2 separate regions of the Homo sapiens genome follow, and region 2 is linked to region 1. Evidence: chromatin loops called from intact Hi-C (ENCODE). Cell type or tissue: gastrocnemius medialis. All regions are shown on one strand. Links, peaks and the distances in the headings refer to the core of each region. The heading gives the core; the rest is flanking DNA.

Region 1 (10,343 bases), core at 1,427-9,426:
AGGAGAAAGTCCTCATCTGCATGCAGATTCAAATAATGGTTTCCTCACCACTTTCCCAGCCTCTGCCCCCTGCCCAGTCCTAAAACCACTGTCACACAATTTAGGGGTTTGTTATGGTAGCACTCTACTTCTAGGTACCAATTCCTGTTTTATTTAGTCTTTGTTGTATAAGAAACCACTCCAAAATGTAGTAGCTTAAAATAACAACCATTTTATTTTCTTTTGATTCTGTGGATCAGCAATTTGATCTGGTCTCACCTGAGATCGTTCATGTAGTTGCAGTCATCTAGAAGCTTGACTGGGACTGGTGGGACTAAAATAGCCTCCTTCCATGCCTGGTAATGTACGCTGGCTGTCAGCTGGCTGGTCCAGATGGGGGCTTCAGTTAGAATGGTTCATCTCTCCTTGGGTTTCTCATCTAATAGGCTAGACCTGGCTTCTTTACACTGGTAGACTTAGGATAGCATTCTAAGAGGTCAACAGTGGAAGCTGCAAGATCTCTTGAGACCTGGGCTTAGAAATTATGCTGTATCAGTTTTGCTACTCTTTTTTTTTTTTTGGTTGAAATAAGTTAAGATCAGCTTAGATTCAAGAAGTGGGGAAATAGATTCCACTCCCTGATGGGAGAAGTGAAATCACATTGCAAAGAGGTACACGTACCCAGATATGAAGAAATGTTGTAGTCATCTCTGAAACAATATAACACATATGTTATACAATTCTAGGTTAAAATGATTTTTACTCAGAATTTTGAGGCATTGCTTCATTGTCTTCTAATTTTTCTTGTTGCTTTAGACTATTTGTGCTGTGGTATAGCTGGCCCTCTGTGTCTGTGGGCTCTGCATCCATGGAGTCAACCTACACAGATTGGAAATATTCAAAAAAAGAATGAATGCTTGCATCTATACTAAACATGTACAGACTTTTTTTATTTGTCATTATTTCCTAAACAACACAACAGCTATTTACATAACATTTACATGATATTAGATATTATAAGTAATCTACAGATGATTTAAAGTATACAGGAGGATATGCATAGGTTATGTTAAATACTACACCATTTTATGTGAAGGACTTGAGCACCCACGGATTTTGGTATCCAAGGGAGGTCCTGGAACCAAACAACCATGAATATCAAGGGGCAACTGTATAGGTAACTCTACATTGTATAGGTAACTTTTTTCCCCTCTCTCTTTGGAAGCTTTTTGAACCTTCTCATTATTCCCAATATACTGAAATTCCATGATGAGGTGCCCTGGTGGGGATTCTTTTTCATTCATCCTGTTGTCATTTTGTGGATATTACTTAATCCAGAGATCCTGCTCTTTGATGCAGAAATGTTCTTATATCCTGTTTTTGATCATTTCCTCTCCACAGTGTTCTCTGCTTGCTCTTCCTAGAACTCCTATTATTCAGATGTTGGATCACTAAGCAGGTTCTCTAATTTTCTTAACTTTTCTGCCCTGTTCATCTCTCTGATTATTTTCTTCTACTTTTTGGGAAATTTCCTAAACTGTATTTCCTTTTCTTCTACTGAATGTTGTATTGCAGCATTCATGTTTTTACTTTTCAAGAATTCTGTCTTGTTCTGTGATTTTTCTTTTTAAAATATCTTGTTCTTATTTCCAGGATTTCCCTGATATTATTAACCACATTTTCTTTAAAGTTTTCTTCTTTTTGCTGCACTGTTTCTGTACACTTTGGGTTCTTCCTTTCTTCTTTTTCTTTCAGTTTTTTTCTTTTATAGTAGACACTTTCCTCAAATGGCATGATCCTTGGCTGTTCATCACATTGAAAGCCAACTGGGAGGCTGGGCAATGTGGCCCACTTCTGTAATCCCAGCACTTTGGGATGCCGAGGCAGGCGGATCACTTGAGGTCAGGAGTTTGAGGCCAGCCTGACCAATGTGGTGAAACCCTGTCTCTACTAAAACTACGAAAAATAGCTGGGTGTGGTGGCAGGCGCCTGTAATCCCAGCTACTTGGGAAGCTGGGGCAGGAAAATCGCTTGAACCTGGGAGGCAGAGGTTGCAGTGAGCCAGGATTGCACCACTGCACTCCAGCCTGGGCAACAGAGCGAGACTCTGCCTCAAAAAAAAAAAAAAAAAAGAAAAAGAAAAAAGAAAAGAAAGAAAGAAAGCTGATTGGAAGCTCTAGGGTATAATAGAGGCACTTTGCCTGATGGACTCCACTGCAGACCAAACCAGTGGACAAATGGCTTATTTCTTGACTATCTTTAGGTCTTTCCTCTGGGGTAGTTTACTTTCTCCAGAAAAATTTTAACAATACTGCCCTTTGCCCAGAACAAGAAAGGCCCCTGCCTTGGGCTCCATGCTTTGGAGGGCCTCATCCTGGCCCTGCTCCTGCCATCCTTCCCTATAGGGCAAGTCCACAGGACCAAGATGTTATGCCCACCTGGAACCCAAGCTGCTCTCTAGACTATTCTCCAGGCACCAGGACCTCAGATGCCCACATGACTCTGAACATGTCCCCAAGGCCTGTATGTGTGTGTCATTTTCAGAGCATCCGTAGGGGTGCACCCCTAAGCATGAAAAGGGGCTAAATGGCAGCTGATTGCAGGGGAAGGTATGGACAGAGTTTGAATGTATAGTCTCCAGTGTCTACACATCTGGGGTTCACGGCTCAAGGGTGAGAAGAAAATGGCTGTAGGCTATGGCTGGCAACCAGGAGCTGGACCAGCTCTTCCCATGCCATCGTGCTCCTATGCAGAGTGCCAAGGATTTTGTCAGAGTAGGAGGCTAGCACATATTTTAGTTAATATTTCTTATGTTTAATTTATGAATGTTAAATATTTAGACATATGACATATGGGTATCCATTTGAACTTTTGTCCTGGGCCCCACTGATGCTGGGAGTGAGCCTGCATCTTTCAGCCTCCCAGCCTCACTAGAACTGGGTGGGGAAAGATGCAGGGTCACTCTGTCCACTCCTCAGTTCCCGTTACTCTCCCCGCATTCTTGTCGTCAGGCACACTTCTACCTTCTCTAAATCCTGAAGCCACTCTGGTTCATTCTCCCTAGAGGCTGTACATGCTGCCTCCTTGGTCCTATGAAGGTGCCACGAACACAACAAGCTACACCAGGGAAGAACTGGAGTGTATGTTCCTTATGATACACTTGAAAGCCCAACTGCAGGGAACCTGAACACATGGATCTGCATGCTAGTGAAACACTGCACGCTTTATATTGCACATTTCTAGTGGAAAATACTATGACTGTACCTGGCAATATTTTCATAAATATTATCCTGGAATTCCATTCATATTCTTAGAAAATAATTTAGCAGGAGCAAAAAAAAATGAATAAATAAATAGCCATGTTCAAAAATAAGGTTTATTGTAGTATTAATTATAAAATTAAAAACTGGAAATTTATATGTCTATCAATATGAGGTATATTTGTATTACTTATAATACATGAATACAACCATGCATTATTTAAATGTACTTATGAAGACCATGTTGAAATACACAAAATCTTTAGAGTAAAACAGAATACAAATAGTGTACATTGACTTTAGCCACTGGAAAGCAATTGTATGGGGGTAGAAGGGTCTTGAGTGTCCAATTTTCGATTATTTTTTCTAAGGTAACTTCACCTTTTCTGGTTAAAAAGTTTTAGCTAGTTATCTATTTAGCTAAAAAAAAAAAAAAAAGTAAGGCTATTTTACCAAACTGTGGATAAATGTGACATAATATTTGCTGTGCCCCAGGAGGAAATGAGAGAATTTTTTTTTTTCTTTGAGGAGTTTTGCTCTTGTCACCCAGGCTGGAGTGCAGTGGCGTGATCTCGGCTCACTGCAACCTCCACCTCCCAGGTTCAAGCAATTCTCCTGCCTGAGCCTCCCGAGTAGCTGGGATTACAGGCACCCACCACCATGCTCAGCTAATTTTTGTATTTTTAGTAGAGACAGGATTTCACCATGTTGCTCAGGCTGGTCTTGAACTCTCGACCTCAGGTGAACCACCCGCCTTGGCCTCCCAAAGTGCTGGGATTACAGGTGTAAGCCACTGTGCCCGACCGAGGATAATAATTTTTGATAACCAGACATGCTTCCTGCAACAGAGAGCTTCAGCACCCAGGTGGAAAGGAAATCCCCAGGTCACAATGAATGGAGGACTCTGTCCTGACTGCAGCAAGTAGTGTCTCCGAGTGATGTCAAAACAATTTGTTTCCACCCATAAGTTGAAGAGGAAAGACCAGGACAGGTCTTCATGGGACCGTTTAGGAAGTTAACAAAAAGTGCTTCACTCTGTAAACTGCAAAAAGCACTGTAAAAGTAACCCTGGAGAGGTTGGGCGGCACTTAGATGGACAAGAAAAGGAGGCAGTGAGAAATCAGGCAGAGGCAGATTTATTACAAAGGTAACAAGGTTTCAGCTCAGGGCTGTTACTGTGCAGACTTCTTCCAAAGCCCCTTCTCTTCTCATGCAAGTCAATCTTTTTGTATCTAATTTTTAATTCATGGTTTTATATTCTTTGTTTGTTTCTGTTTGGGGTTGGGTTTTTATTGGGTTTTGGTTTGTTTTTTGTTTTGCAGGGTTTCTTTTTCTTTTTCTTTCGAGACAGGGTCTTGCTGTGTCACTCAGGCTGGCTCACTGCAACCTCCACCTCCCTGGCTCAAGCAGTCCTCTCACCTCAGCCTCCAGAGTAGCTGAAACCACAGGTGCATGCAGTCACACTCAGATAATTTTTAATATTTTATAGAAATGAAGTCTCACTATATTGCCCAGGCTGGTCTCAAACTCCTGGCCTCAAGTGATGCTCCTGCCTCAGCCTCCTAAAGTTCTGGGATTACAGGTATCAGCCACTGCACCTGGCCTGATTTTGTATTCTTTTCCTTAAAGATGACTTTAAAATTGCATGCATTTTAGGCTCACAAAACCTAGATCTGCTGCTGAGAATGGGCACTATATATTAAAGCTCTCTCAATGTACACACACACTCCACATAGATGCATTAAAATACTCTCTCTATATATACATATACACATCTCTATACATATTAAAACGTTTTCTATATGTACATATATTTATATATTTTTGTATACAGTCACACACCCACTCAGAAAGAGAGAGAGAGAGACTCTACCTAATGAAATCACCAATGCAAAGCAGCGTCCTTAAAGAATTCTAAGAAAAATAGGGAACCCCAAAAGAATGGTCGATGTAAAGTAGGTTTAAGTAATCTGATCAAGAAATAATTCAGAAACTAACTTTTAAACGACACCAACATCAATACTGAAAATCATCTGAAATCTGGTCCATTCAGTAACCCAGGCAGAGGGTCAGAGGTGTGATCATGTTTGCCATTCTTCTCTTTAGGATTTGCTGACCCAATTTGCACCAGTTTTTAGCCTCTTGAAGAAACAAATTCTGCACTTACCTAATGCTGCCAGCAGGTGGTAGACTTGGATTACTCAGGCATAATTATTTTGAGGCACTGAGCTAAAATACAAACTGGCTCATTTGATCTCGATTCTATAAGATAGATCCTGTGGTTTTCCTCGCTTTTCAGATGAGACATAGTAAGACTTAGAGATGTTCAATCACTTGCTCATATAGTATGATGTTTTCCATGATTTTTATTTGGAGATTTGCAAAGTGAGTTATGTAGAAGTTAATTCTGTCTGCACAAACAAGAGAATAGGGAAAAGACTAAAAACAAAAAGGAAAGACAGGCTGAAGGTGCCTGCCAGGTGGATGGATCCTAGCTTTCCTTCTGCTTCCAAGGATGTCCTGAACTCTTCCCTTGGCAAGAAGAGCCTCAGCCTTTCTTGGAGATCCGAGGTGCTGGGAACACTGCCTGCCCAGTGAAGGTTTCTGCTGCTTTCAGTGTCCTTGGATGGCTTGTTGTATCAGCATCCTCTTCAAGCACTAGCCAGCATTCGGTTCTAGCAGTGGATCTCTGGATCCGCTGGATCCCTGTAGCCTGTGCTGTCCTCAGTAGCTTACCCCTCCCTCTCGGATAAAAAAGAGCTGAGAAGGATGGGACACAGTTGGTCCAGAGGGCTTCTTCTGATCAGAGGGTCACTCCAAAGAACAAATGCCATCACTGGAGCCAGCCTTCCAGTGCCTAGCGTCTCTCATCGCAGTTGAAAGGTTGTGGCACACTCCAAATGCCTTTTCCTCTCTTCCCTTGCTGAAGGCCCTGGAGGCCAGAGGTAGTTGTTGGTGGAAACGGACATGGCAGCTTCTGTATGGACAGCATTCTTTTTTTTTTTGAGATGGAGTCTCTTGCTGTCACCCAGGCTAGAGTGCAGTGGCATGATCTCAGCTCACTGCAAACTCCGCCTCCCGGGTTCAAGTGATTCTCCTGCCTCAGCCTCCTGAGTAGCTGAGATTACAGGCGCCCGCCACCATGCCCAGCTAATTTTTTTGTATTTTTAGTAGAGACAGGGTCTCACCATGTTGGCCAGGATGGTCTCAATCTTCTGACCTCGTGATCCACCCACCTTGGGCTCCCAAAGTGTGGGGATTACAGGCATGAGCCACTGAACCCAGTTCATGGACAGCTTTCTGTCATCCCAAGGAGATGGCACTCTGACCATCTGTGGGACTTCCCTTTCAATCTCACAGGCCAACCTGGTCCCTGCTAGATGTACACCTGGCTCCCGAACCTCCCTGAAAGCGCCATTGTCCTTGTGATCATCTGATAAGAGCCATCTAGCTCACTGAACACGAGAACTGTGGGACCGTGCCCATGGCTTAAGCCTGTAATCCCAGTGTTTTGGGAGGCTGGGGCGGGAGGATGACTTGAGCAAGGGGTTTGAGGTTACAGTGAGCTATGATCATGCCACTGCACTCCAGCCTGGGTGATAGAGTGAGATGCTGTTCTATAAAAAAGAACTGTGGTCTTTTCTTTTCTCACAATCACCATCCAGTGCAATGGGAGGCACACAGTGGCCATCACAGCTCATGAACAAATCACTTGCTAATGCTTATTTTTACAATATTTTATGTGTATCAAAAAGCAATTTGTTTAATAAACAATAATGGCTTTCCTTGAGTGAGGTGAGCAAAAAAATGGATGCCTGAGTTAGAGGCCTGGGTTCAAAACCTAGCCCCACTACTTACGAGCTCAGGGTCCTAGGGCAAGTGACTTACTCTCTCCGTGCCTCTCTTCCCTCATTTCTAAAATGGAGATGGTAATAGTCATAGATTTCTCATAAACTTGTTAGAGAGGATTAAGTAATTTAATACCTGTGAAGTGCTTACAATGGTGCCCACAATGATCATTATTCAGCAGTTTATCACAATGGTGAAAAGGCAGACCTAGGTTCAAATCTTATCCTTGCTCTGTATAAGTCGTCCTCTGATCTTGATTGGGTCAATTAATCCCTCTAAGCCTCAGTTTCCTCATTTGGAAAATGTAGGTATAAATACCTACCCTTAGGGTTTTTGTGAGAATTAAATAAAATAAAAGTGCATGACTCTATATACATTCACAAGTAGAAAATAAATGTTATTTTTATTAATAAATTTCTTTAATAAGAAATAGTTTTTAATGTGCAAAAAAGTATGATCTCAATAACCCTACTCATCTTCAGTTACTGCAATCAAAATTCCAACATACTACTTTGTCACTAAGTCACTAAATGAGTTGTTTTTCTCCATGTTTTATGAGAAAAGTCATCGTGCTTCCACTGGTAAGAATTAATTATTGCTGAGTGAATGATTAATTCAGCATCATTAAGCAACTGTGTTTTTTAAAAAGGCTAATTTGAGCTATAAGCAAAACATGTGGAAAGGGTACAACTACTATAAATTCAACATTTTGAATAGATTTCTCGTAAATCTGCTGCTTTAAATGTTAAATAAACATTTAAAATTCATTGGGACTTCTTAGCTGAAGCCATGTTTTAACAGGATTTATAAGTTTTTTCTAAAATTGGGGACCAAACTCTGCGTGTGAAATCATTTTTAAATGCTTCCCTCATGGGAACTGTTGAAATTAGTGACTAGATTATTTTAATGGTTTCTGCTTATACATTGGTTCCACCCACTAGATCCTCACTCAGCTCCTTAAGAGCAGGGACTATGTAAAATGCATCTTTGTGCCCCCAGCACGAAGCACAGTGCTCGGCACTATGATCCATCAAGTTTCATTAACCAAAGCTGGTGAAGAAGGCCAGGAGAGGAGGGTAGTGAGCCAGAGAGGAGCCCAGGGTGGCATCCAGCCAAGATCTCAAAGGGATGACAAAAGGGTGTTCTAAACTCCCAACGAGCTGTCTGGAAAGGCCAGGGCTGAGCTTTTTTCAAGAATCCTGGAGAGCCACCACATATGGCTTTTCCATCAATGCAAAGAACAGAGTCACAAGAGCACTAAGAGAAGCTACACAGAAGGGCACGAGTTATTGGTGGCACGGGGGAAAGTCTGGAAACCTATACACCAAATCATTCAAGGTTAACTGTGTCTCTGATAGGGTGGTAGGATGAGAGGGTATTTCTTTTTGCTCATCTCTATTTCTACTTTTCCCACAATAAGCTTACATTTCTGCATCAGTTCATTGCTCTCGGTGACTCTTGGATCCATCCTCTGAAAGGTCTTTTCTTCTCCATAACACTCCTTGGGTTATGTCCTTCTGAAGTGCCCGTCTGAAAAGGGCACTTTGGAGAATGTGCACTTTTTGGTGGCTGAATAGCCTTATCTTTTTTCTTTCTTTCCATATGAAGTCTGAAGCTTAGAAGTTTTTTTTTATATCTTGAATAGTCAGTCCCTTTTAGTCCAGACTGGTGGCGCTTTTGCTAATACAGATCTTTCAAAACTAAATGGAAGGTTTTTATTTTGGTCAACTCTATGTATTAAAAATCACACAACAATTCTGATGAGGAAATATTGACAAGAATTGGGCACATCAAGCTTTTATGGTACTACACATTTAAAACTTTCTAGAAACCCAAAAGTGTACCTTATTTCAGAGTTCTTAGCTAATTATGTGATGGCCATGACCTTGATGTGGTTCTCTCCTAGCCTGAGTTTATTTATCTTCCTTAGAACTTTGCTGAACTCTGCAAAAAGGAGCCCCATCAATGTGATTTTTTTCCGTATGTCTTCTAACATATGCCATACGGTTGGCATATGGTCAATGTCTCAAAAGACAACAGGCAACAGATTGATAAATATTTTGCCGCAATATAATAAAGGTTATCAACCTTCCAATTTGAAATATTTGAGTCCTTACTATTCACTGATGTGGTACACATCAGGCACCACATTTTCTATCCGTCAGAATTCTTAGTTGGAAACAATAGAAACTAATTCTCACAAGACTAAGCAGAAAATAGGTGTAATAAAGGATATTGTGTAGCTCGCAGACTCCCCAGAGAGCCAAAGAATCAGTTTTGGAGATTGCATAGCTACTCTAAAGTAGACACCACTAAAGGCTCTGCCAGGCATCGCACCACAGATCGTACCGCCATGCTCACTGCCTCCATCACTACCACCAGTAAGCCATGGAGATTTTTGCTTTGCTTGTTAGAGCAGTTAGTATTATTTACACTAATATTTCTTCTGCTTGCTAAAAGGTGTGTTTAATTACAAGTGAATGTGGAATTTCTATCAAAATTGTTCTCTTCATTTACTGAGACAATTTGACTTGCTCCTTTAATCTCTTATTTTCTAAAAGTAAACCTCGGCATCCTTGAAATTAATACAACATGGTCATAATATATCATCTTTGCAGATATTACTGAACAAAGTTTGCTACTTTTTAAAGAATTTCTGAATTTATGTTCATAAGTGATAGGAGCTTATAATCCTCAGAAATGGCTATATGAATATTAGATAAATTGGACTGCAGAGCAAAGAAAATTTCTAAGGACAAAGAATATTACACATCAATAAAGGAATAAGTCCATCACGAAGGCATAGCAATCTTAGGGGAAATGCACCAAATAACATAGCTCCAAAATACATGAAGCAAAAACTGATGCAGCAGAAAGAAAAATATTAATAAGACAAATACACATTGTATTCAGAGATTCTGGCAACCAGACAAAGACAGTGCAAGAAAAGAAAATTACAGACCAGTATCCCTCATGAGCTTAGATCCTCAACAAAATATTAGCAATCAAACCCAGGAATATATGAAAAAAATAAAATATCAGGATCAATGGAGTTTATCCAGGAATAGCAAGACTATTTCAATATTTGGAAACCAATCAATATAGTCCACCATAATAACCACAGAAGAAAAATCACATGATCATATCAATTGATACAGTAAAACCATTTAACAAACTTCAAATGCCCCCATAATAAAAGTTATCAGCAGCCTAGGAATAAGAAAGCAACTTTCTCAACCTCATAAAATGCACCTA
Region 2 (10,343 bases), core at 1,648-9,647, 110 kb after region 1:
CCCCATCTAAGTTGAGAGGGGTGAGTTGGTCCTCCCAGCAGCTGTTCAGTGTGTCACTCCTCACCCATCCTTTTAAAGCCCTGCTTCCTGGTGAGAGTCTCCCCTAGGCCAGGGTTTCCAGGCATTCATTTGCATGAATCCCCTAGAGAGCCTATTCAAAGGCAGGTTCTGACTCTTTGAGGTTCTGTGTTTCTAAGTAGCCCAGGTGATGCTGATGCCCCATTCACGAATGGCACTCTGAGGAGGGAGGGCCTAGGTCATTTCCCTGGAAATGTAAGGAGAACCTCTCCTCAAGGAGTTCTACAGCCAACTAACAAACCACCAGTCCACAGGGGTGCTGCTTCAGACAAGCTCGCCTAGTGATGGATTGGAATAGGCCAAGTCAGTGCAGAACTCCTGAAGGTTATTAAAAATCACGGATCTACCATTAATCCAGAAATACTTTAAAGCAGTTGGCTATGCCCATCTAGGGCACTGTGTGCTTGGGAGGGTGGATGTGAAGATAGCACCTACAGCTGAGTAGGAAAATGAACCTACACTAGCCACAAGGCAATGTGGGCTGAGTGCCCAGGCAGCACTGGTTCAGGATGCAGGTATAGAATTGAAAGAGAGGAAGCGGCTACTTCCTAGCAAGATATCCAGGGAAGGTAGCCCAAAGGAGGAAGCCTTTGAAGTGGGCCATAGCAGTGAGCCAGTCAAGATGGGAGGAGGAGTAGGGAATGTGAGAAACACTGGGAGTCTTGGCCTCTAATTGGCACCCTTAGGTGCATTTCACCAAGATTCCCTGGGCCGCTCCTACCAGAAAGAGACTATCAGAAGTCAGATTGCTCGCTCTCACCCTGCCTTAAGCAGAACCTCTATCCCCACCAAGGAATGTCTGACCTGGGAGGAGGAGTGATCTCCTGGGCCCTGTGCTATAGGCTGCCATGGCCACTTCTCACCTGGTCCAGCTGCTGGCCTTGGAGCTTCCAAGCAACCTGAGCTGGTCCATGCTGAGTTCCCCAGAGGCCAGCTTCTGCACCTAAAGTTTACAGCTAGGTAGGAAAACAGCTCTTCCAACTCCCACTTGCAACCCTTTCTCACCTAAGAACTTGAAAAATTATGTGTCTATGAGCCAGTTGGGCAGACAGGTGAGATGCCCTCAATTTTGTACTTTAAATCTCTCCCCGTGTGAATCTTAGTCCCTGGTGCACCTCACTGAGCCTGATTCCTTACCTCCTGATGATGCTTCCCGAAATCCCCTTGCTCCCAGGTTAACAACTCCCACCCCCAGTGTCTCCTAGCAATGGGCTCCACTTGCAAGAATCTCTACTATATACAAAGCATTCATTCATGTATTCATTCATTCATTCATTCATTCACTCACTCAGCAGAAGATGAATGAGTGCTTGTCAGAGTTAGGCTTGGAGTTGGTGGTAGACAAACAAAGGAAAGGCAGGCTTTGGAACTAGAAAGTGCCCTATGAGTGATTTAGGTAGAACTATCCAATGGCCATGACCAGACTGGATGAGCCTGTGAGAATTGGGAGCAGGAAAACCAGCTATAACCTCTTGCAACTGTCCAGGCTTGAAACACTAGAAGATTCACTTGAAAATTACTAGTGCTTTTGGCAGGGGCATTTATTCAGTGTTCACTGGGCAGCTGTGCCCTGCTGCAAACATGGTAGGCACTGAGAAGACAACAGTCAGCAAGGCAGTCTCTGTGCCTGAGAGGCTCCTGGGATGAGGAAGGAGATAGGTTCATAGTCAGGTCACCCCTCCAGGCTGCAGAGCGCTAGAGAAAAGTCCTTCCCACAAAGGTCCAGGCTTGGGGTAAAGAGCCTCCCAGACCTGGGGCTGCTGGGAGACCTGCCCAGAGGGTCCTGGAGGAGGAGGTGGGGGAAGGAAGGCAGCATTCCATACTCAAAGGTCTAGAGCTGCAAAAAGGCTCAGAGAATTCCAGATGCAGGACTTTTAATGAAGCTGGAGCACAGACTGCAGCTCTGTGGGGATAAGTGTGATGGGGAGTGAGAGAAGTAAGAGGGGTCAGACTTTCTGGTACAGAGGAGAAAGCTGGCCTTGGTCTAAAAGGGACATGAACACCCTAGAGTCTCCTCCTGAGAGTGGCTGGATCGGGGTGTGCTTAGACCCCAGGCAGCAGTGGGGGAGGTGGGAGTGGGGAGGTTGCAGGCAGCCCTGCTGTCAGAGGCTGGGCAAAAGTCCTGGCGAAGAGCAGTGAGGGCCTGGTCTGAGGCCCAGATCGTGCAGAAGTGATGAAATTCAGGGATGAATGGGACGAAGGACTGGCCCAAGGTGACTTGGTGCTGTCAGATTGGGAGACTGAGTGGACAGAGGGAGTCTCAGGCATAGGGAGACAATATGGAACTCGGTCAGGACATCTCGGTGGAGATTCAGGGCTCAAAAGGGACAGAGTGTCTGGGGTTGGAGACTTGAGTCATGTGAGGGGCTTGTGGACAGGTCATCTCAGGAGCTCTGAAGTGTTTAGGGAAAGAGGCCAGAACCCTGGGGACAGTGGCACTTAAAGGGTCTCTGTCTCATGCCACAGGTGGGAAAGTTCAGTTAGAGAAGTGGGGACAGAGCCAGAAGAGAGCACCTTGGCAATATCTAAGGCCATAAGGCCTATTAGGACAAGGGTTAAACAATTAGGACAGATTGTTAAACTTGTTGGGTAGGTGGTATGCAGTGGCCTAAGCAGGAACAGCTCTATTATCCAGGTGGGGATGGCAGCTCCACTATAGTGGTCAAGTCCTAAATGGTGAGTAAGGGTAGAGGTTTTCCCACTGGTGAGCCCCCTGAAAACCTTGGCCTCCTAGTCTGGAAGATATTAGGTTGCTGCAAAAGTAATTGCGGCTTTTGCATCAAAATGGCAAAAACTGCAATTACTTTTGCACCAACCTACAGTTGGGGGCTGCAATTACGAGGAATCAAATTTCCCAACAAATATCAGGATAGGGATAGGTATGTCCAAGAAGGCTGAATTTGGTTTGGATAATGAAATTAACTTAAGTGTTTCCTACTAGAGTGAAATGCACACTTTTCCAAAAATGAGAGCTCACAGACCTGGATATCCTGGTACCTAGGAAGTCAGAAGAGGGCTGGCAAAGGAAGCAGTGAGACAGACATAGCATTGGAGCAAGTTTATCTCCAAAGACTGGCAGAGTGCCCTGGTAGAAACTGAGAGCAGTGGAAAGAAAGATCAGAAACCCCAGGAAGCTCCCTCCCCTAGAGTGACACAAGACCTTTCCTGTGAATAGAAATGAAAAGGGCAGTTCAACATCATGAAATGATTGGGAACAAGGCTCCATTATATCTAATGTTTGAAACAACCAAACCCACCAATACTAGGTAGACCACAGGACTGAGAGGGCAAAGGGCCCAGAGCAGCAATCTTCCTGGCGCTGTCTTCCTGGGGGCTCGGCTTCTCCCATGTTCATTCATGAGCAGGTCCACTGGGCCAGGCCAGCCCCTTCTTGGTCCCTTCTGTGCTAGCACCTCCCTCCTACTCTTTGCCCCCTACCCCTTTAACCACCAAGACAGGAATCTCAGATATTCTATTTACCGACTGGCAGATTACATTTGAGAATACTTCCTCCACCAGCCATCAGCATTATCAAACTCATTCATCCCTGAATTCAGCAAATATGTGGCAATACATATTTGCTGAATTCAGGGATGCTGTGGACAACAGGAAAACCATCTGATGCGCAGGTGTTTAGGCTTTAGCAGGTTCGTATAGGGGGCTTGCATTGGTTGCCCATCCTGTATCCATTGGCCCCTCTGATTTTGCTTTGGAGAACCACCCCACGTTAGAGCAGCTATGTGATCTCACTGGGACCTACTCTGCCTCTAGGCCAGCACAGGTGATCTCACAGCTTGTTACATCAGATGGGCAGGCCCAAGCCACTTAACATGCGGCTTTCCCCTGCCCACTGTGATTAGCTGAGGAATGGTCCAGTCAGAGTAAAGTTAGAGACTTAATGCTAAGAGTTATTTCCTTTGATACTAACAAGGAAAAAAGTAATGTAGGGGCTGTTTGCATTCCTCTTACGGCAATGAGGGAGAACGGCCTCAGGGGAAAGCTGCCATGTGGCCAGGCATGGTGGCCCACCCCTATAATCCCAGCACTTCGGGAGGCCAAGACAGGAGGATGGCTTGAGCCCAGGAGTTTGAGACCAGCTTGGGCAACATAGTAAGGCCCTGTCTCTATTAAAAATAATAACGGGCCAGGCCCAGTGGCTCATGCCTGTAATCCCAGCACTTCGGGAGGCCAAGACAGGAGGATGGCTTGAGCCCAGGAGTTTGAGACCAGCTTGGGCAACATAGTAAGGCCCTGCCTCTATTAAAAATAATAACGGGCCAGGCCCAGTGGCTCATGCCTGTAATCCCAGCACTTTGGGAAGCTGAGGTGGGTGGATCACCTGAGGTCAGGAGTTCAGGACTAGCCTGGCCAACATGGTGAAACCCCGTCTCTACTAAAAATACAAAAATTAGCCAGGAGTGTTGGCATGTGCCTGTAATCCCAGCTATTCAGGGGGCTGAGGCAGGAGAATCACTTGAACCCAGGAGTTGGAGGTTGCAGTGAGCCGAGATCACGCCACTGCACTCCAGCCTGGGCAACAAGAGTGAAACTCAGTCTCAAATAATAACAAAAGAAGAAGGCTGCCATGGAAAGGGCAGAGCTAAGCAAACTAGAGAAAGGAAGGCAGAGCCCATATCAAACTGCACCTGAAGCCTATCCCACCACTGAATTTTTCTCAGTCATATGAGCCAGTAATTCCTTTGTGTTTGAGATGAACTTCCTTACAATAGAAGGCATCTACCTGACACAGCATAAAACATACACAAAAATAGAAGATATAAGGTGACAAGTGCCATAAAACAAAACTGGAATAAAATACTCCGGAATTCAGAGGAAAAACAAAAAAGAATACTTGAGGGGTTTACCAAAGGCTCTATGGAGTTGACACGAGCAGAGCTTTATTTAATCATAATAGTACCAGATACAAATTACTGCTGTCTTATTTATATCCCAGGGACCAAACTAGTGTTTTTCATATATTGGCTCATTTAATTCTCAGAACAATCCTACACACTGGTTACTGTTGTTCTCCCTTTCTTCCAGAATGAAGCACCCCAGTTCTCTGCTGAGCACATGGGCATCTGCAATAAAGATTTAATTTCCCAGCTTCTCCTGAAGCTCGGTATGGCCACAACACTAAATTCTGCCCGAGGAGATTAAGCAAAATAGTATGGGACTTCCAAGAAATGTTTTTAAAGTCAGGGGCAGGCCTTTCTTCATGCCTTCTTCCTCTTTGCTGGCTGGAACGCAAAGACCATGGCAGGAGGCCAAGCAGCCATCCTGGAAGGTGAAAGCCTCATACTAAGGACGTCAGACAGCGAAATAAGAGCCTGGGTCCTTGACCCTGTAGACATCTCCCTCCCCATCCTGGTCTGTCTGCCTTGACTCCTTTCATATGAGAGAAATAAACTTTTAACTTGCGTAAACCAGAAAGAAAATTTTACAATTTTTTTTCACACACAGTTGAATGGAAGCCAGACTCATACACTAATCTCATCTCCACTTTTAGAGATGAGGGGAACAGCTTGCCCACAGTGACAGCCAGTGTGAGCTGGGTTTCTGTTGCCCAACTCATTGGGGTTCCAACCCTCACCTAGACTGCCCTATGAAATACCTAGAACTTGGTCAGGAGAAAAGATAAGAGGGGAAAATGTCAGCAAAAGCCAAAGACTAAGGGTAGCAGGGGCAGAAGTGAGAGTGGGAAGTGAAAGGTGATATAATTTCCCTATTCCACTGAGCAGGAAGAGGCTGCCTTTGCATCCCTCTGTGTCGGGAGACAGTCTGGGGACAGTCAGCAGGCACCTTGCTGCAGGAGAGCCCCTGCAAGAGCAGCCTTTGTGGAGCTGTCCCTTCCACCCCAGTAGGAGCTTCTCGGACACAGCATGGCCTCTCTCCTTCACTCTGGTGTCTTCACTCAGTACTGGGTCCCAGATTTTTTTTTTTTTTTTTTTTTTTTTTGAGATGGAGTCTCACTCTGTTGCCCAGGCTGGAGTGCAGTGGCTCGATCTCGGCCCACTGCAACCTCCTCCTCCTCCTGGGTTCAAGCGGTTCTCCTGCCTCAGCCTCTGGAACATCTGGGATTACAGGCGCCCACCACCATGCCCGACTAATTTTTTTTTTTTTTTTGTATTTTTAGTAGAGATGGGGTTTCACCATGTTGGCCAGGCTGGTCTCGAACTCCTGACCTCAAGTGATCCACCCGCCTCAGCCTCCCAAATTGCTGGGATTACAGGCATGAGCCACCACGCCCGGCCCGGGTCCCAGATCTCTGAGTCCACCAGAGTGGGGCTCAGAGTCCTCTATCCACCAACCACATGCAGCCATCCAACACGCTGTCTCTCTTCTGGCCTCAGCCTCATTGTCCTTGGAGTGCCAGTCTCTTGTTTAAGCATGGCAGAGCCTTAATACTGGACCATCCACTACATGCTAGAAGGGGAAGAACTCCTCACAATGTAACAATTTTTGTATTTAACTTATGGATATGCTCATTCTTTCTAAACAATTCTTATAAGGAAATTTTAAGTATATTAAAAAATTAGAATAGTATGACCACCCCAACACTGCCCAGCTTCATTAATAATCCACACATCTAAAACCCATCTAGTCCTTGACACACACACAATCATTATGAAACAACCCAAGACATAAATTGATTTCATCCATAAATACTGAAATTATGATTCAAGAGAACTTTTTTTTTTTTTTTCTTAAACCAAGGCTGAGGTGGGAGAACTGCTTGAGCCCAGGAGTTCAAGACCAGCTTAGGTAACACTGCAAAACCCAGTCTCTAGAGAAAAAAAAAACAAAACCAATCATAACCATAGCCCCACTGTCATATGTTTAAATGTTGTTTCCTTAATATCATCAAATATCCAGCCAGAGTTCAAATTTGCTTTGTCCCTTAAGCACATTTTTACAAGATTGATTGGCTAGTTCAGATCAAGAGGCAAACAAGGTTCATACATTGCACTGGATTCACACGTCTCAAGTATCTTTCAATCTCCAGGCTTCCCTTCCCTTCCCTTTTCCTCTTGTAATGTATTTGTTGAAGAATCTAGGTCCCTCTGTAGTCACTCCTCTCCCCATTCCCAGCCCCTGGTAACCACTTACCTGTTTTCTGACCCTATAATTTTGTAGGGCCCACTTTGTACTGATGTACTTCTGACTAGGTGTGTTTATGTTCAAGCATCAGAGCCAAGGCCCAAACCTCTACCCTGGCCCTCCTTCTGCTGTGGCCCAACTGTACCCAGAGCTGGGCTCTCCCGTCTCCCTGCCTGTTAATCCTAGAAGTGGGTGCCGAGGAGGGAGAAACAGGAAGGAGGGAGTTGGGGAGGGCAGCTTGTTACATGGACATCAGGGCTGTTCCCACTAGCAGCAACAGCTTTGTGTTAGCTTGGCTCCAATTTGAATGAAATATTCCAAGGCCATTTTCCCCAACACGTTGTTACCAAAAAAACTCCCAGCATGCAGAAAAGTTGAAAGAATTGTACAGTGAACACCCCTTAAGGAGTTTCTACCATTAACATTTTATTTAAAGGCTTTGGGACTCTGAAGTATAATGTTTGTGAAATGCTATGAGCCAGACCCTCCACACTGAAAATTCCCAGTGTAAATTAATTTGTTAAATGCTCTTAGAATTCCTGCAATAAAGAACACCTATCTAACCTTAGTTATCCCTGTGTTTCCCAAATATATCTTACTTTGGAGCACTTTTTTTTTAGTACCGATTTACATCCTGGGAAATGGTGTTTACCATGCTTTAAAAAAAACTGTGGTAAAATAAAGATAAGATTTACCATCTTAACCATTTTAGAGTGTACAGTTGAGTTGGCATACAGCATTCACATAACTTAACTGTGCAACCAATCCACAGGACTTTTTATCTTGCAAAACTGAAACACTATACCCATTAAACAACTCCTCATTTCCTCCTCCCCCAGTCCTTGGCAACTACCATTCTACTTGTTTCTATGCATTTGACTGCTCTAGATACTTCACATAAATGGAAGCATAGAGTATTTGTCTTCCAGTGACTGGCTTACTTCACTTAGCATCATGTCCTCAAGATTCATCCATGTTGCAGCACATGTCAGCGTATCTTCCTTTTAGAGGCTGAATAATATTCCACTGTATGAATATACCACATTTTGTTGATCATTCACCCACTGATGGGCACATATTGCTTCCATCTCTTAGCTACTGTGAATAATGGTGCCGTGAGTATGGGCATACAAAAACTACCACTAATATTTTACAGTGCTTGCTTCATATCTGTCCATGTGTCCGTCACTCCACCCATCATATTTTTTATGTATTTCATAAGTTACAGACCACAGTAACTTCCCTCAAACATGTCAGTATACATATCAATGACCAGCGTTCATTGTTTTTTTCCAAGTCATTTTGAACTGCCGTAGCAATGAGTAATATAGCCTCAAACGCACACATACACACACAACACGTGCGTCACTACAGAAAACTTTTCCTGGCAGACAGGAAAGGGCCCATTGTTGGTGATGTCATTTTAATTAAGATAAAACCACCACCACCATTTAGTAATAGCCTGGGGTAACAAGGGCTGCGTCACGGACTGCCACTTTTGCCATCCTGCTCAGAGCAGGGCCATGCCTAACCCGTATCTGGGGATTGCTTCAGATATTATGAATCGCTTCAATATTATGAATTACTACAATTCATAATAATTGCTTCAGATATTATGAATTACAATATGGTTCAAAGGTGCTTTAGCAGATGAAGACACAAATGTGTAAACACATATGAATTACAATGCAGACTGCCCAGATGTGTAGCAAGTCCTCTGAATGTTTACTAAACAGTAAGGTGATTCCAGAGGAAGATGCTTGAGGACAATTTGGGAAAACTGACAACTTGAAAACTCAGTCTCTCTAGGCAAGGCCTACTTGCAGATAACCTTGGGAGTTCTGTGCTGGGAGGAAAGCTAAAGGACTAAGTTAGGCCTCTGAATCTGCTCTGGAAGCCTGCATGCACTTGGGTCAGAACAAGCCCATGTGTCAATGTGGGTAAAGATTCCTCAGCTGATAAGCAGGAAAATGGGCAGGGCATTTTGGTCTTTGAGGTTCAAAGCTCAGATGCTCACTGCCTTGGTATACACGCACACACACCCCACCCCCCAGCTGACGGCACAAGAGTATACAGATGCAATAGTCTAAAGTACATTGTCCAAATATGGATGGCCATGAGCCACATGTGGCTATGAAGCACTTAAATGTGGCTAGTCTGAACTGAGATGGGCCCTATAAAATATTTCAGTAACAGGTTTTTATACTGATTATAGGTTGACATAATAATATTTTGGATATACCGTATTAAAGGAAATATGTCATTAAATTTCACCTGTTTCCTTTATTATGTGGCTACTTGAAAATTTTAAAATTACATATGTAGCTCACACTATAAAACACAGATTAGAAATATTGTATAGCACTGACCTAGAAACCTCCATTTAGGTAAAACATCTTAACCCCTTTGGAAGCAAAATATGTTAAATAACAGCATAAACTCCCACCAAGAAAATCCTCACCTTCCTCCTTTCAACACATTTATTATATACAGCTGTCACTGCATTGTCAATCTGCCAAATGGCTCTATGTTCCAACAGGGCTGGAGTAGTCCCCTGCTCACACCAGCCTTCACAATACTTCCCATGTCTTCCCTGTTAACCTCTCTCCACCCAGCACCCAGGCTCCCAACTCTCCTGGCTGCCTCCAGCCCTCAGCTGGCACCACTGACATGCTGTTTCCAGTACCCTTTTCTTCTTTCTGCATCCTCCCTGGGGGACATATATCCCTCATCTCGTGACTTCAGCTGTCACATAAATTCAAATGTTTCAGAACTCTATTTTTTACCTCCTACATCTGTCAGTTTAAATGTCAGGATATTTTACTTTCAGTAAAGCCCTAAAAAGACAAATCTATGTACTTTTAAAGAATAAAAGAAATGACTGGCTGCAGCTCAAACCTACAACTGCTTGCGAAACTCTACAATGTCTGGCAGATGCTAGAAAGAAGGGGATCAAGACAGAGCACACTTGGCGTGGTATGCTATCTATAGAAAATGTTAAAATAAAATTAAGTAATCTAGGTTTCCTCTCTTTATTTTCTACATCTACTCTCTGAAGAGGGCAATAAATAAGGAAATGTCCCAAAGAGGGACAAATTAAGTCCCAAAATAACACAAAATTGGGCAAATCCAGTCATGAAGAAAGAACAGAGGTTCTTAAATTG

Evidence for each region. A loop is a pair of places that touch in the nucleus more often than their neighbours do. Peaks named below come from ENCODE experiments on the same cell type or tissue, not always from the same donor. Only the 100,000 strongest peaks of a DNase experiment are listed, where the experiment ranks them.
Region 2: it touches region 1 in a loop (2.5-fold over the local background); 32 of 110 quality-filtered maps call a loop at or near these places.

Annotation. Positions count from the first base shown.
Region 1 is chr18:36,279,962-36,290,304 of GRCh38, reverse strand. No RefSeq gene overlaps it. Among named protein-coding and RNA genes, the nearest start is that of FHOD3, 13 kb to the left of the region's middle. In gastrocnemius medialis, for the core only: a CTCF peak has its summit at 5,421 (motif pointing right); no DNase peak of the experiment used is centred there.
Region 2 is chr18:36,175,169-36,185,511 of GRCh38, reverse strand. It overlaps ELP2 (elongator acetyltransferase complex subunit 2), which reads right to left. Exons shown (of 22, transcript NM_018255.4): 22 at 4,955-10,343. It overlaps COSMOC (cell fate and sterol metabolism associated divergent transcript of MOCOS), which reads left to right. Exons shown (of 2, transcript NR_134605.1): 2 at 5,122-5,511. Among named protein-coding and RNA genes, the nearest start is that of COSMOC, 7.1 kb to the left of the region's middle. In gastrocnemius medialis, for the core only: no CTCF peak of the experiment used is centred there; a DNase peak (open chromatin) is centred at 5,341.